Linked DNA regions of Homo sapiens: region 2 is linked to region 1. A link is a contact called in ENCODE Hi-C or POLR2A ChIA-PET data. All regions are on one chromosome and are shown on one strand. Each heading gives the region's core, a stretch centred on a gene start or an enhancer-like site at or near the end of the contact. The rest is flanking DNA. Distances are from core to core; before and after follow the strand shown. Region 1 overlaps ADCY9 (adenylate cyclase 9). Region 2 holds the start of LINC01569 (long intergenic non-protein coding RNA 1569).

What was found. Hi-C counts contacts between places; a loop is a spot of excess contacts on that map. ChIA-PET counts read pairs that join two places held with the same protein, here RNA polymerase II (POLR2A). Pooled maps may share reads with other maps.
Region 2: a pooled map shows a loop between it and region 1 (2.8-fold over the local background). The contact joins the promoter of LINC01569 here to the enhancer-like site in region 1. A Hi-C loop is called at or near these places in 2 of 50 pooled maps. POLR2A ChIA-PET finds 5 or more read pairs at or near these places in 2 of 52 experiments (A673 and activated CD8-positive, alpha-beta memory T cell).

The regions. Positions count from the first base shown.
Region 1 is chr16:4,031,382-4,037,853 of GRCh38, reverse strand. All of the region lies in intron 2 of ADCY9 (adenylate cyclase 9), which reads left to right. Among named protein-coding and RNA genes, the nearest start is that of ADCY9, 82 kb to the left of the region's middle. Within about 2 kb of position 4,918, at least 6 of the 41 ENCODE cell types and tissues checked have a DNase peak (open chromatin) inside an H3K27ac peak, as active enhancers do.
Region 2 is chr16:4,251,065-4,257,755 of GRCh38, reverse strand. LINC01569 (long intergenic non-protein coding RNA 1569) reads left to right here and starts at 3,967. Exons shown (of 3, transcript NR_039999.1): 1 at 3,967-4,109; 2 at 5,722-6,434. It overlaps TFAP4 (transcription factor AP-4), which reads left to right. Exons shown (of 7, transcript NM_003223.3): 7 at 1-570. RefSeq lists a silencer at 3,699-3,958 and enhancers at 4,189-4,398, 4,463-5,085.

The DNA.
Region 1 (6,472 bases), core at 3,669-6,168:
GCCTCACGTCTGTTCACTGCCTTCTGATGCTCCTCCTTAACCCTGTGTAGGACTCTGTAGTACAGGTCTCCGCTCAAAGACAGTTGTAAACGTGGCACAGTTAGTCAAGAGCATTACAATAAAAAATGCTCAGCATCACTCATCACAGAGAAATGCAAATCAAAACCAGAAGGAAATATCACCTTATGCCAGTCAGAATGGCTATTAGAATTATATGAGAATAATATTAAGAAGTGGGGTCTTACTGGGCACAATGGCTATTATTAATCCCACTACTAGATATCTACCCAGAGGAAAAGAAATCGATCTATCAAAGGGATACCTGCACTTGTATGTTCATCACAGCAATGTTGGCAATAGCAAAGGTATGGAATCAATGTGGCCATCATCGAATGGATGGGTAAAGAAACTGTGGTATATGTATATGCAGTGGGATACTGTCCAGCCATCAAGGGGAACAAAACCCTGTTATTTACAATAACATGGATGGAACTGAAGGTCATTATTATTATGATTATTTTTTATTTTTATTTTTTAGAGAAGAGTCTTGCTCTGTTGCCCAGGTTAGAGTGCAGTGGCACAATCATAGCTCACTGCAGCCTTGACCTCCTGGGCTCAAATGATCCTCCCACCTCAGCCACACGAGTAGTTGGGACCACAGGCATGTACCACCATGCCTGTCTAATTTTGTTTATTTTTTGTAGACATGGGGTCTCACTATGTTGCCCAGGCTGGTCTTGAACTCCTGGGGCTCAAGCGATTGTCCCACCTTGGCCTCTCGAAGTTCTGGAGTTACAGGCATGAGCCACCATGCCCAGCTTGGAAGTCATTAAGTGAAGGAAGCCAGACACAAAAGACATATTGCATGTTCTTATATGTGGGAGCTAAAAGGTTTGATCACATGGAGGTAGAGAGTGGCAAGAAGGGTAACAGAGGCTGGGAAGGGTGAGTGGCGGGGAGGAGAAGGGTCAAGAGAAGTCGGTTAAAGGGTACCATCATGCAGTAACGTAGAAGGAATAAGTTCAAGGCTTGAGAGCAGAGTAATATTATTCTAATATTATATATATTCTCACCTAACAAAAAATGTATTGTGGCTGGGCATGGTGGCTCCCGCCTATAATCCCAGCACTTTGGGAGGCCAAGACAGGCAGATCACCTGAGGTCAGGAGTTCGAGACCAGCCTGGCCAACATGGCGAAACCCTTTCTCTACTAAAAATACAAAAATTAGCCGGGTGGTTGGTGGGTGCCTGTAATCCCAGCTACTCTGGAGGCTGAGGCAGGAGAATTGCTTGAACCTGGGAGGCGGAGGTTGCAGTGAGCCGAGATTGCACCACTGCACTCCAGCCTGGGTGACAGAGCGAGATTGTCTCAAAAAAAAAAAAAAAAAAAACAAACAAACCCCAAAACCAAAATGTATTGTATTTGAGTGATGGGCACCCTGAATGCCCTGACTTCATCACTGCGCATTATATACATGCCATAAAATTTCTCACATACCCTCCAAGTTTGTATAAATAAAAAGGGGGTGTTGAATACAGACTTTCAAAGAAAAAGCATTCTGCTCAAAACTCATAAGGGGACGTGGTGTGTGTGTGAGTTCTGAAAGAAGTTTGAAGGACCAGGGTTGACCACATGATCACGGGAAACAGCAGCTCCTGGGTTGCTTCAAGGTGCTGTGGCTGTTGGTGGATGAAATCAGCCTACTAGGAGATAGGAAGATACAAGGAGCTTCTCCAGTGTACTGGAAGATCACAGCTCTGGCATCATGGGATCTAAGGAGCTGGCTTGTCTTTAGTGAAGGGAGGGGGGCTGGGGCCCCTTGGAATCTTTTTTTTTTTTTTTTTTTTTTTTTTTGAGATGGAGTTTCACTCATTTGCCCAGGCTGGAGTGCAATGGCACGATTTGGGCTCACCACAACCTCCGCCTTCCGGGTTCAAGTGATTCTCCACCCTCAGCCTCCCAAGTAGCTGGGATTACAATCATGTGCCACCACGCCTGTCTAATTTTGTATTTTTAGTAGAGACGGGGTTTTTCCATGTTGGTCAGGCTGGTCTCAAAACTCCCGACCTCAGGTGATCCGCCTGCCTCGGCATCCCAAAGTGCTGGGATTCCAGGTGTGAGCCACCGTGCCCGGCCCCCTTGGAATCTTTAAGGCCAAGACCTGGGAGGCTGGAGGTCGAGCATGAAACAAAGCGAAATTTCCCTGAGAAGGAAGAAAGAAGTGAGGATTCCCTGAAACCAAGAAGCAGCTCTGTGTTCCCATCTTTCCTCGTGTGTGTCATTGGCTTCCCATGCATATAGGCTTTGCGAGGCAATCTAAGCATGTGTGCACGTGTGTTTTGTGTTTTTGTGTATAATTGAGTATGGCTGACTTTTGAGTGGGCACCCATAATCACTCTGTATGGCAATTACACTTATATTAACTTTAATCCATTTCAGAGTAATGACTCATAATATTTAATACCCACATATCATTGTGTATTATATATTAAGTAATTATTAAGATATAATAGCTGTCCTGTGGTTCTTTCTGCAGTTCTGCAATGCATAAGTAAATATATATCTACTTAGCACCTGGCAGAATTCTGACACTGGTTCCCTGGAGTGAGGGCTGTTGTGGTAGCAAAGGCCAAGTGGAAGCTGCCAGAACTGCCTCTGTCTACCAAAATAGTCAACCCAAAGCAATTATCACATTCCTGGGAGGATGGCAGAGATTAGTGCCACCATCAGGGACTTGAAAGATGCAAGGGTGGTGATCGTGTCACATCTCCGTTTAATCCATATTTGGCTTGTCTAGAAGACGGATGGATCTTAGAGAATGACAGCAGGTTGTCATAAACTTAAACTAGGCGGTGACTGCAGTTACAGCTGCTGTGCCAGATGTGTTTTTGTTGCTGGAACAAATCAACACATTTCCTGGTACCTGGTATGCGGTGAGTGTCTTCTCCTTCTCTACCTGGTAGTAAAGATGACCAGAAGGGTCTTGCTTCCAGCCGGCAAGGTCCACAGCCCGCCTTCATAGTTACACTTCAGGGGTCTGTCAGCTACCAGCCTTATGTTATCACTTCAGTCTCCTTCTTCATTCCATGGGGTGCCAACGGATAACCACTCAGATAGAATGTAAAAGGACTTTGGGCCAGGTGCAGTGGCTCATGCCTGTAATCCCAGCGCTTTGGGAGGCTGAGGTAGGCAGATCACTTGAGGTCAGGAGTTTGACACCAGCCTGGCCAATATGGTGAAACCCCATCTAATAAACCCCTACTAATAATACAAAAATTAGCTGGGCCTGGTGGCAGGTGCCTGTAATCCCAGCTACTCAGGAGGCTGAGGCAGGAGAAACTCTTGAACCTGGGAGGCGGAGGTTGCAGTGAGCCGAAATCGTACCAGTGCACTCCAGCCTGGGTGACAGAGTGAGACCTTGTCTCAAAAAAAGTTCATAAAAGGACTTTGGCTCCTCTTCTGGGGAGAGGGTTAGCATGGTTTTGGTTGTAAGACGGATAGTAGCATTATATGGCATGGAAGCCTAGTTGCTATTTACTTGATTTGGAAGTTAAGTACGGTTGAAAAGAGGAGTAGATATGGACACCAAGTTGACAAGGGGTACGTGTAGTGAGTTCGTTTTGCGTCACCTTGGCTAAGTTGGAGCTCTGTATGTAACTTGAGCCACAAGAGACCATTTGTGTAAGACCGAGAAGGCAGAGGGGACACAGCAGCCACATGCACTGTGGCTCATGCACGTGGTCTCTGATCTGCAGGCTCACCTTGTTGGCGCACGGCAGCCATCAGGCCTGTACCTCTTCTGAAACCCACCAAATCTTTCGTTGTTCCCCTCATCTGCGTATGTGGCAGACAGTTTTTCTATGTTTTCAGGCAATTGTTGAGCAAATAATAATAGAATTTTTGAACAGGCCAGCATCGGTGCTAATATGTGCCAGGCACAGATCTGAGCCCTTTAGAGTATTTACTCATTTAATCCTCAAAACCCTGTAAAGTCACTGATGTTGCCATAATCTGTCAGACTCAGAAACTGAGGCACAAAGAGGTTAAGTAATTGCTTAAGCCTTCACAGGAATTGGGATCTGAACCCAGGCATTTTGGTGTCGAGTCCATGAACTGACGAAGAACATAGATAACTGTTGTCAGCTTGTCAAGGCTCATGCCTGTAATCCCAGCACTTTGGGAGGCCGAGGCGGGTGGATCACAAGGTCAGGAGATTGAGACCATCCTGGCCACCATGGTGAAACCCTATCTCTACTAAATCATAAAAAATTAGCGTCTGTAGTCCCAGCTACTCAGGAGGCTGAGGCAGGGGAGTCGCTTGAACCTCGGTGGTGGAAGTTGCAGTGAGCCAAGATTACACCACTGCACTCTGGCCTGGCGACAGAGCAAGACTCCGTCTCAAAAAAAAAAAAAAAAAAAATTACTTCAAGGAGAGACTGCTGAGGGTTCCTCTGTCTCCTGTGTGGATGGAATTTGGCCTCCATTTGGAATCGGGAATCTTGCATATTTAGTTCTGCAGTATTACGTGAATCTACGGAAGCAACTCATTTGGAATTAGATTCCAAGCCGTTATAAATAATAAATTTTTTGTCTCTGTCATTTTTGTAGTAACAGCAAGAGAAAAGAATTTAGGACCAAAACTTATGAGAGTTTTAAATATTTTTTGCTAAGTGCTTATATGTGATTTATGGGAAAATCATAATTTTTACCCTGGAAGGCAGCCTTACTCATAAAGAATGGCCATCTTGTAGCACCTCCAGGACATCAGTCTGAAGTCTAAGTTAGGTGTGTTTGCACAGCAACCAAATGGTGAGAGCATTTAGCAGCTGGGGGACGGCGGCATTGTTGTGATTGGGTTGCCACGTGGTGGGGCGGGTGAGGGACGGCAGCAGAGCCTTGGCAGAGCGGAGCTGTGTGGCCGACGGCTTCCTCTTTCTTCCTCCAGCGTGCGATTATAACTTGTTGCTCATGCACCGGCATGCAGCTCTGTTTGCTCAGTCTGTTTTTCTGTAAAGTCTCTTTTTAAAAAAGTATATGATACAGGCTGGGCACGGTGGCTCATGCCTGTAATCCGAGCACTTTGGGAAGCCAAGGCAGGTGGATCACTTGAGGTCAGGAGTTCAAGACCAGCCTGGCCAACATGGTGAAACCTCACCTGTACTAAAAATACAAAAAATTAGCCGGGCATGGTGGTGGGCACCTGTAATCCCAGCTACATGGGAGGCTGAGGCACGAGAATCTCTTGAACCAGGGAGGCAGAGGTTGCAGTGAGCCGAGATCTCACCATTGCACTCCAGCCTGGGCAACAAGAGCAAAACTCCATCTCAAAAAAAAAAAAAAATTGTGTGATATAGATGGAAGACCACGTAAAATAAATGTACAATCTGATTGTTATAAGGTGACCGCCTTTGCATATCTACCAGGCAGGTTGCAGGAGAGCACAGCCAGCCACCCAGCAGCCGTCCTGCCCTCCACCTGCCGCAGGGGGCCAGATCTTGCCATTCCTGGTGGTCCCGTCTCTGCTCTTCTTGGTTTTCTTTCTTTCGTTCTTTCTTTTTTTTTTTGAGATGGAGTCTTGCTCTGTTGCCCAGGCTGGAGTGCAGTGGTGCCATCTCTGCTCACCACAACCTCCACCTGCTGGGTTCAAGCAATTCTATTGCCTCAGCCTCCCGAGTAGCTGGGATTACAGGCACGGGCCACCATGCCTGGCTAATTTTTGTATTTTTAGTAGAGATGGGGTTTCACCATGTTGGCCAGGCTGGTCTCGAACTCCTGACCCTGTGATCTGCCCGGCTCGGCCTCCCAAAGTGCTGGGGAGGTGTGAGCCACTGCGCCCGGACTTTTTGGTTTTCTTATCCAACTGTGAGTCCTTCAACACTTGGCGTCGGGTGTTTGGCTTGTCTGTTTTTTGGCTTGCTTTTGCTTTTTTCTCCAACTTTTAATTTAATTTTAATTAATTAATTTTATTTATTTATTGAGACAGGGTCTCAGTCTGTCACTCAGGCTGGAGTGTAGTGGCACGATGATGGCTCACCTCTGCCTCGACCTCCCAGGCTCAGATGATCCTCTCACCTCTGCCCCCTGAGGAACTGGAACTACAGGTGTGCACCACCATGCCTGATTAATTTTTGTATTAGCCAGTGGTTTCGCCATGTTACCCAGGCTGGTCTCAAACTCCTGGGCTCAAACAATCCACCCGCCTCGGCCTCCCAAAGTGCTGCGATTCCAGGTGTGAGCTACTGTGCCTGGCCTTCGCAACTTTTCATTTTGATAAATTTCAAACCTACAGAAAAGTTGAAATAATAGTATAATGAACACTAATATCCCACTTCACCTGATTGACCCGTGGTTAACATTTTGCCAAATTTCTTTGGCTGTCTCAGTGTAGGTGTGTATATATGTATGTGTGAATATAATTATACACACATTTGTGCAAGAACCCTGAATGGGATATAATACAGTACACACATA
Region 2 (6,691 bases), core at 2,718-5,217, 220 kb before region 1:
TTTTTCCTTTAAATATGTTTTTTAAGAACAGGGAAAATTAAACAAAACCCCAGGTTATTTCTTCCCTGCCCAGAGCCAGCCTGGGATTGTCAGCCTTCAATCCCCTTTCCTTCCTCTTTTTGGGTTTTCTTCTTTCTCCTTTAAGCACTTACATGGTTGGGGGTAAGACTAGGCTGGGGCATTCTGGGGGCCCGGAGGTCTCCGTTGCTTCTTGGTTGGGGTTTGCTGCTGCTGTGCCCCCCTCCCCCTTCCCCATCTCGGCACTAGAATTCGCCACTCTCCCACCCCCCAGCCCCCACCTCTGCCTCCAGGTCTCATCTTCCACCCCAAAAATGTCTGTCTCTCTCTTTTTGTTTTGTTTGTTGTTGGTTTTTTATTTCTTTTTGGTTTGCTTTCTGTTTTTGTTTTGTTTTTCTTTTTTTTCTTTCTTTTTTTTTTTTTTTTACAATTTTGAGGTCTTCGTGTTCAAGGAGAAGCTATTATATTTTGTTAAGAAAGTGGGGAGAAAAAAACCAAGAGGCCACCGTGCCTTTGTAAAGAAACAAAATAAAGTTTGTACTTTGTTTTTTAGATTCTGAGTCTCCTGGGTGTGGGCTGGCCTGAAGACCAGGGCAGGGCTACCCCATCTAGAGTAGGGGGGCTCCTTGGGCCCCCCAAAGCGGACTGGGTGTGTGTGAGCACAGTTACTCCCTCAGCTTGTGTGTGGTGTTGCGATGAAAAATTGGGGTCCTCAGTTTCCCTGGGATGACCCTGGGTATTCTGTAAAGATGGAAGATGGTGTTGAGGCTGGGGAGTGGCTCTTTGGTGGGCGGCAAGGAGAGAAGGACAACCAAGCCACCGATTCCGAAAACCTGGGAAAGGACACAGGTGTTCAGGGGCCCTGCTTGGTCCCTACGCTTTGGTTAATCCCTAGGTTTTGCCACTTCCTGGGCTTCTGTAACTTCTCTGAGCCTCATCCTCTCCTCCCCTAGGAGGGGAACCCCACCCCCTCCAACCGCACCCCCCCAGCACCCCCCTGCCCCCCCGTGGTGTGGTGTTTAAGTGCTAAGATCCTGGAATTGGTCTGCCAGAGGTCAGTTCCCCCTCTGACAAACCGCTTCCTCTGAGCCTCAATTTCTTCTTCTAAAAATTGGCGATAATAACGGCACAAGGACATTGCATCCTATTGGGGATTGGCATGGTCCTTTATTTCGAGACAGAGTCTCTGTCTCCCAGTCTGGAGTGCAGTGGCGTGATCTCGGCTCACTGCATCCTCTATCTCCTGGGTTCAAGCAATCTTCTTGCCTCAGCCTCTCAAGTAGCTGGGACTACGGGAGTGCACCACCATGCCCAGCTAATTTTTGTATTTTTAGTAGAGACAGGGTTTCACCATGTTGACCAGGCTGGTCTTGAACTCCTGACCTCAAGTGATCCGCCTACCTCGGCCTCCCAAAGTTCTGGGATTAAAGGGATGAGCCACCATGCCTGGCTATTTTTAAATTTTTATTATTATTTTTTGGTGTGAGATGGGGTCCTGCTCTGTCGCCCAGGCTGCAGTGCAGTGTTTTGATCACAGTTCACTGCATCCTTGACCTCCTGGTCTCAAGTGATCCTCCCACCTCAGCCTCCCTAGTAGCTAGGACTACAGGCCTGTACCACAAAGCCTGGCTAATTTTTTTTTTTTTTTTTTTTTTTGAGATGGAGTCTTGCTGTGTCACCCAGGCTGGAATGCAATGGCACGATCTTGGCTCACTGGAACCTCTGCCTCACAGGTTCAAGCGATTCTCCTGCCTCAACCTCCTGAGTAGCTGGGACTACAGGCACCCACCATCATGCCCAGCTAATTTTTGTATTGTTAGTAGAGATGGGGTTTCACCATGTTGGCCAGGCTGGTCTTGAACTCCTGACCTCAGGTGATCCACCCACCTTGGCCTCCCAAAGTCCTGGGATTACAGGTGTGAGCCACCGTGCCTGGCCTGGGCCCGGCTGACTTTTTTATATTTTATTGTAGAGGCAGGGTTTTGCCATGTTGCCCAGGCTAGGCCATGGTCCTTTAAATCCTTCACTCTTCCGTGACCAGAGATCGATTTACACCGTGGTCCCCTCCTATGCCTCATGCTCACAGTGCTGGGTGCTTGGGGACTGAGGCCAGAGCAGAAGGCAGAATCACAGCTCACCCCACGATGACAGTGGACACGAACTCTTCACAGAAAGGCAGGAGTCTGCAGGTTTTCTTGGAATTTTACAGTGAACAATTCAATGGCACTTCATACATTCACAGTGTTACACAGCCTACCTGGTTCCAAAACATGTCCGTCACTCCAAAATGACTCCATGAAGCAGTCACTCCTTCCCCCTCCTCCCAGTCTCCAGCAACCACCTGCTTTCTGGTTTTAATATCTTTTTTAAAAAATTAAAGTAGTTGGCTGGGCGTGGTGGCTCACACCTGTAATCCCAGCACTTTGGGAGGCCGAGGCGGGTGGATCACATGAGGTCAGGAGTTCAAGACCAGCCTGGCCAACATGGTGAAACCCCAACTCTACTAAAATACAAAAATTAGGCTGGGCACAGTAGTGGTTCACGCCTGTAATCCCAGCAGTTTGAGAGGCCGAGGTGGGCGGATCACTTGAGGTCAGGAGTTTGAGACCAGCCTGGCCAACATGGTGGAACCCCGTCTCTACTAAAAATACAAAAATTAGCCTGGCATGGTGGCGAATGCCAGTAACTGTGGTCCCAGCTACTGGTGAGGCTGAGGCAGGAGAATCACTTGCACCGGGGAGGTGGAGGTTGCAGTGAGCTGAGATTGTGCCACTGCACTCCAGCCTGGGTGACAGGGCGACACTCCATCTTAAAAAATAAATAAATAAATAAATAATTTTTAAAAATGAAAGTAGTTACATTTAGTAGAAGTCACACTTTCTGATTTTTGGTTTTGCGTGTTTCCTACACGCAAATGCATAGTTTCCTACCCACCACTATGATCAAGATATGATTTAAAGAAAAAATAAAACAGGCCGGGTACGGTGGCTCACGCCTGTAATTCCAGCACTTTGGGAGGCCAAGGTGGGCGGATCACCTGAAGTCGGGAGTTCGACAGCAGCCTGACCAACATGGAGAAACCTTGTCTCTACTAAAAATACAAAATTAACCGGGCGTGGTGGCGCATGCCTGTAATCCCAGCTACTCGGGAGGCTAAGACACGAGAATCGCTTGAACCCAGGCGGCGGAGGTTGCGGTGGGCCGAGATCGCGCCATTGCACTCCAGCCTGGGCAACAAGAGCGAAACTGTCTCAAAAATAAATAAATAGATAAATAATAAATAAAACCAAAGCAAAATAAAAAAGATATGAATTAGTTCCTTCATTTCCAATGCCCCCCATGCCTCTTGGTGGTCAACCCAGCCCCTAGGAGCCACTGATCTATGTTGCCATAGTCTTACCTGTGACATGTCATAGAAATGGGATAACCCTGCCTTTTGAGCCTGGCTTCTTTGCACTGCAGCCAATTTTCTCTTGCTGAGATTATCCAGCTAAATTTACATAGGATCTGGCCCGGCACAGCGACCCCTTTCGGCCAGGTGCGAAACGGCAGGCCCGACGGTCCCCACGCAGCTCCTAAGAGGATCAACAGAGGGCGCAGTGCGCCCGGAACGCCCAGCCCCTGCGAAAGCGGAGGCTCCTCTCTCGGTCCCTGCGGGACAGCTCAGTTCTCATAGGCCAGAGGCGTGGCTTGGGGGCGGGCCAGGGGAATCCCACCTCCCCTTGCATGCTCAAGCGCGCCGGGCGATGGTAGGCGGTCTCACCCGCAGGCGGTGGAAGTCAGGGGCGCGGCTGCGGCCCCGCCCCTTCCCGGACTCGCCCCGCCCGTCCCCTCGCCGCGCATGTTCCCAGACGCCTCAGGCCATGGCGCGCGCGCTCCCGCCAGCACGCACGTCTGGCCCCGCCCCCGCGCCTGGCGCCCGCGCGCTCTCTCGCACGATCTGCTCCCGGACTCCTTCAGCGCGCTGCCTGCCTGCCCAGGGCCTTCCCGGAGAGCAGGTGACGGCGGCCTCCGGGCATGGAGCTCGCGCTGACGAAAGGTTCTGGAAGCCGCCGTAAAAAGTAATCAAGAAACGGGTGACAGGACTTTTCGTAAGACATTTAATTTTTACCCAGAGTATCCGAAACATTGCCGTGTCAATCTCAGTGCGATGGGAGACTGCCGGCCCCAAGGAGCTGCTCGTCCTTCTGCCGAGTTCCGGCCCGGACCCGCGGAGGAGGAGACCGCCGCGCCGGAGCTCGGACCTGACGTTTTTGTGAAGCACAGGGGGCGTGGGAGGGACCGGATCAATGCGGCACTCAACAAAACCTGTTTTTAAAAGAGTCGTGCTGTGTCGCCCAGGCTGGAGTGCAGTGACGCGATCTCGGCTCACTGCAGCCTCCACCTTCCGGGCTCAAGCGAGCCTCCCGCCTCAGCCTCCTGAGTAGCTGGGATTACAGGCACACACCTCCAGCTCGGCTGTTTTATTTATTTATTTTTTTTTTGAGACGTAATTTAGCTCATGTTGACCAGGCTGGAGTGCAGTGGCGCGATCTGGGCTCACCGCAACCCCCGCCTCCCGGGTTCAAGCGATTTTCCGCCTCAGCCTCCTGAGTAGCTGGGGTTGCAGGCATGCGCCACCACGCCCGGCTAATTTTGTACTTATAGTAGAGACGGGGTTTCTCCATGTTGGTCAGGCTGGTCTCGAACTCCCGACCTCAGGTGCTCCGCCCGCCTTGGCCTCCCAAAGTGCTGGGATTACAGGCGTGAGCCACCTCTCCAGGGCCAAAAGCCTTTTATTGGAGTACTGGGTAACACATTCAGAAGAGGGTGCATAGCTTAGGCGCTCCGTGAATTTTCACAAACTGAACATACACCCAGGTAGCCAACACCCCCAGCAAGCCCCAGAATCCCCTCATGCTTGCTTTCTGCCACTATCAAGCAGTTTGCTTTCTTTCAGATTTTTAAGTTTTGAAATAATTATTGAAATGTACAGGGAGAAGTCTGGGTTGGTGGTTCTAACCTGTAGTCTCAGCTACTAGAGAGGCTGAAGGGGGAAGATGGCTTTAGCCCTGGATTTCTAGACTAGCCTGGACAACATAGCAAGACCTCATCTCTATTTGTTTTTGAGACAGAGCCTCGGTCTGTCACCCATGCTGGAGCGCAGTGGACCTCCGCCTCCCGGGTTCAAGTGATTCTTCTTTCTCAGCCTCCCGAGTTATTTGGGATTACAGGTGTGCGCCACCACGCCCAGCTAATTTTTTTGTATTTTTAGTAGAGACGGGTTTCACCATGTTGGCCAGGCTGGTCTTAAACTTCTGACTTAAGGTGATCTGCCCGTCTCGGCCTCCCAAAGTGCTGGGATTACGACGTCAGCCACTGCTCTTGGCCTATCTTTTTTTTTTTTTTTTTTTTTAAAAGAAAGAGATGTATAGGGAGATCACCCAGTATCCCTCAGTGTTAACATCTTGCATAGCTACAGTTAGCATAGAAGCCAGGTAATTGACATTGGTACTGTACATGGGACTTACTCAGATTTACACGTTTTTTAATGTTTTATGTGTATGTAGTTCTCTATTCTCTACCATTTTTATGAGAGTTCCAGTTGCCTTGCATTCCCACCAGCACTTAGTATTGTCAGATTTATCATTATTTAGGTATTCTGGTAGGTGTATGGTGGAATCTCACCATAGTTTTAATTTCTTCTCTTTTTTTAAAAAATAGGAACAAGGTCTCACCATGCTGCCCAAGCTGGTCTGAAAACTCTTGTCCTCAGGCAGTCCTCCCACCTCGGCCTCCCAAAGATCTGAGATTACAGGCATGAGCCACCACACCTGGCCTTGGTTTTAATTCCTGTCACAGTATATTAGTTTTCGCTGTTGTGTATTGATTGATTGAGACAGGGTCTCGCTCTGTTGCCCAGGCTGGAGTGCAGGGGCATGATCCCAGCTCACTGCAACCTCCACCTCTTGGATTCAAGTGATTCTCCCGTCTCAGCCTCCCGAGTAACAGGAACCACAGGTGTGTGCCAGCACGCCTGGCTAATTTTTTTTTTTTTTTTCTTGAGGTGGAGTTTCACTGTTGTTGCCCAGGTTGGAGTGCAGTGGCACAATCTCAGCTCACTGCAACCTCTGCCTCCTGGGTTCAAGTGATTCTCCTGCTTCAGCCTCACGAGTTGTTGGGATTACAGGCGCCCGCCACCACGCCCAGGTAATTTTTGTTTAGTAGAGACGGGGTTTCACCATGTTGGCCTGGCTGGTCTCGAACTCCTGACCTCAGGTGATCCACCCACCTCGGCCTCCCAAAGTTGTGGGATTGCAGGCGTGAGCCACTGCGCCTGGCCTAATTTTTCAATTTTTTGGTGGAGATAGGGTTTCACCATGTTGGCCAGGCTGGAGTTTTGCCTGTTCTAGAAGCTTGTATCAGTCATACAACACGTAAGTTCTTTTTGTCTAGCTTCTTTTGCTCAACACAATATCTCTGAGATTTATTTATGTTTTTATGTAAACATAAATGTTCATTTTTCTTGCTAAGTACTATTTCATTGTATGAATAGACCACAGTTTGTTTATCCATTCACCTAGTGGTGGACATTTTATTTATTTTTATTTATTTATTTATTTATTTATTTTTGAGACAGAGTCTTGCTCTGTCGCCCAGGCTGGAGTGCAATAGCTCAATCTCAGCTCACTGC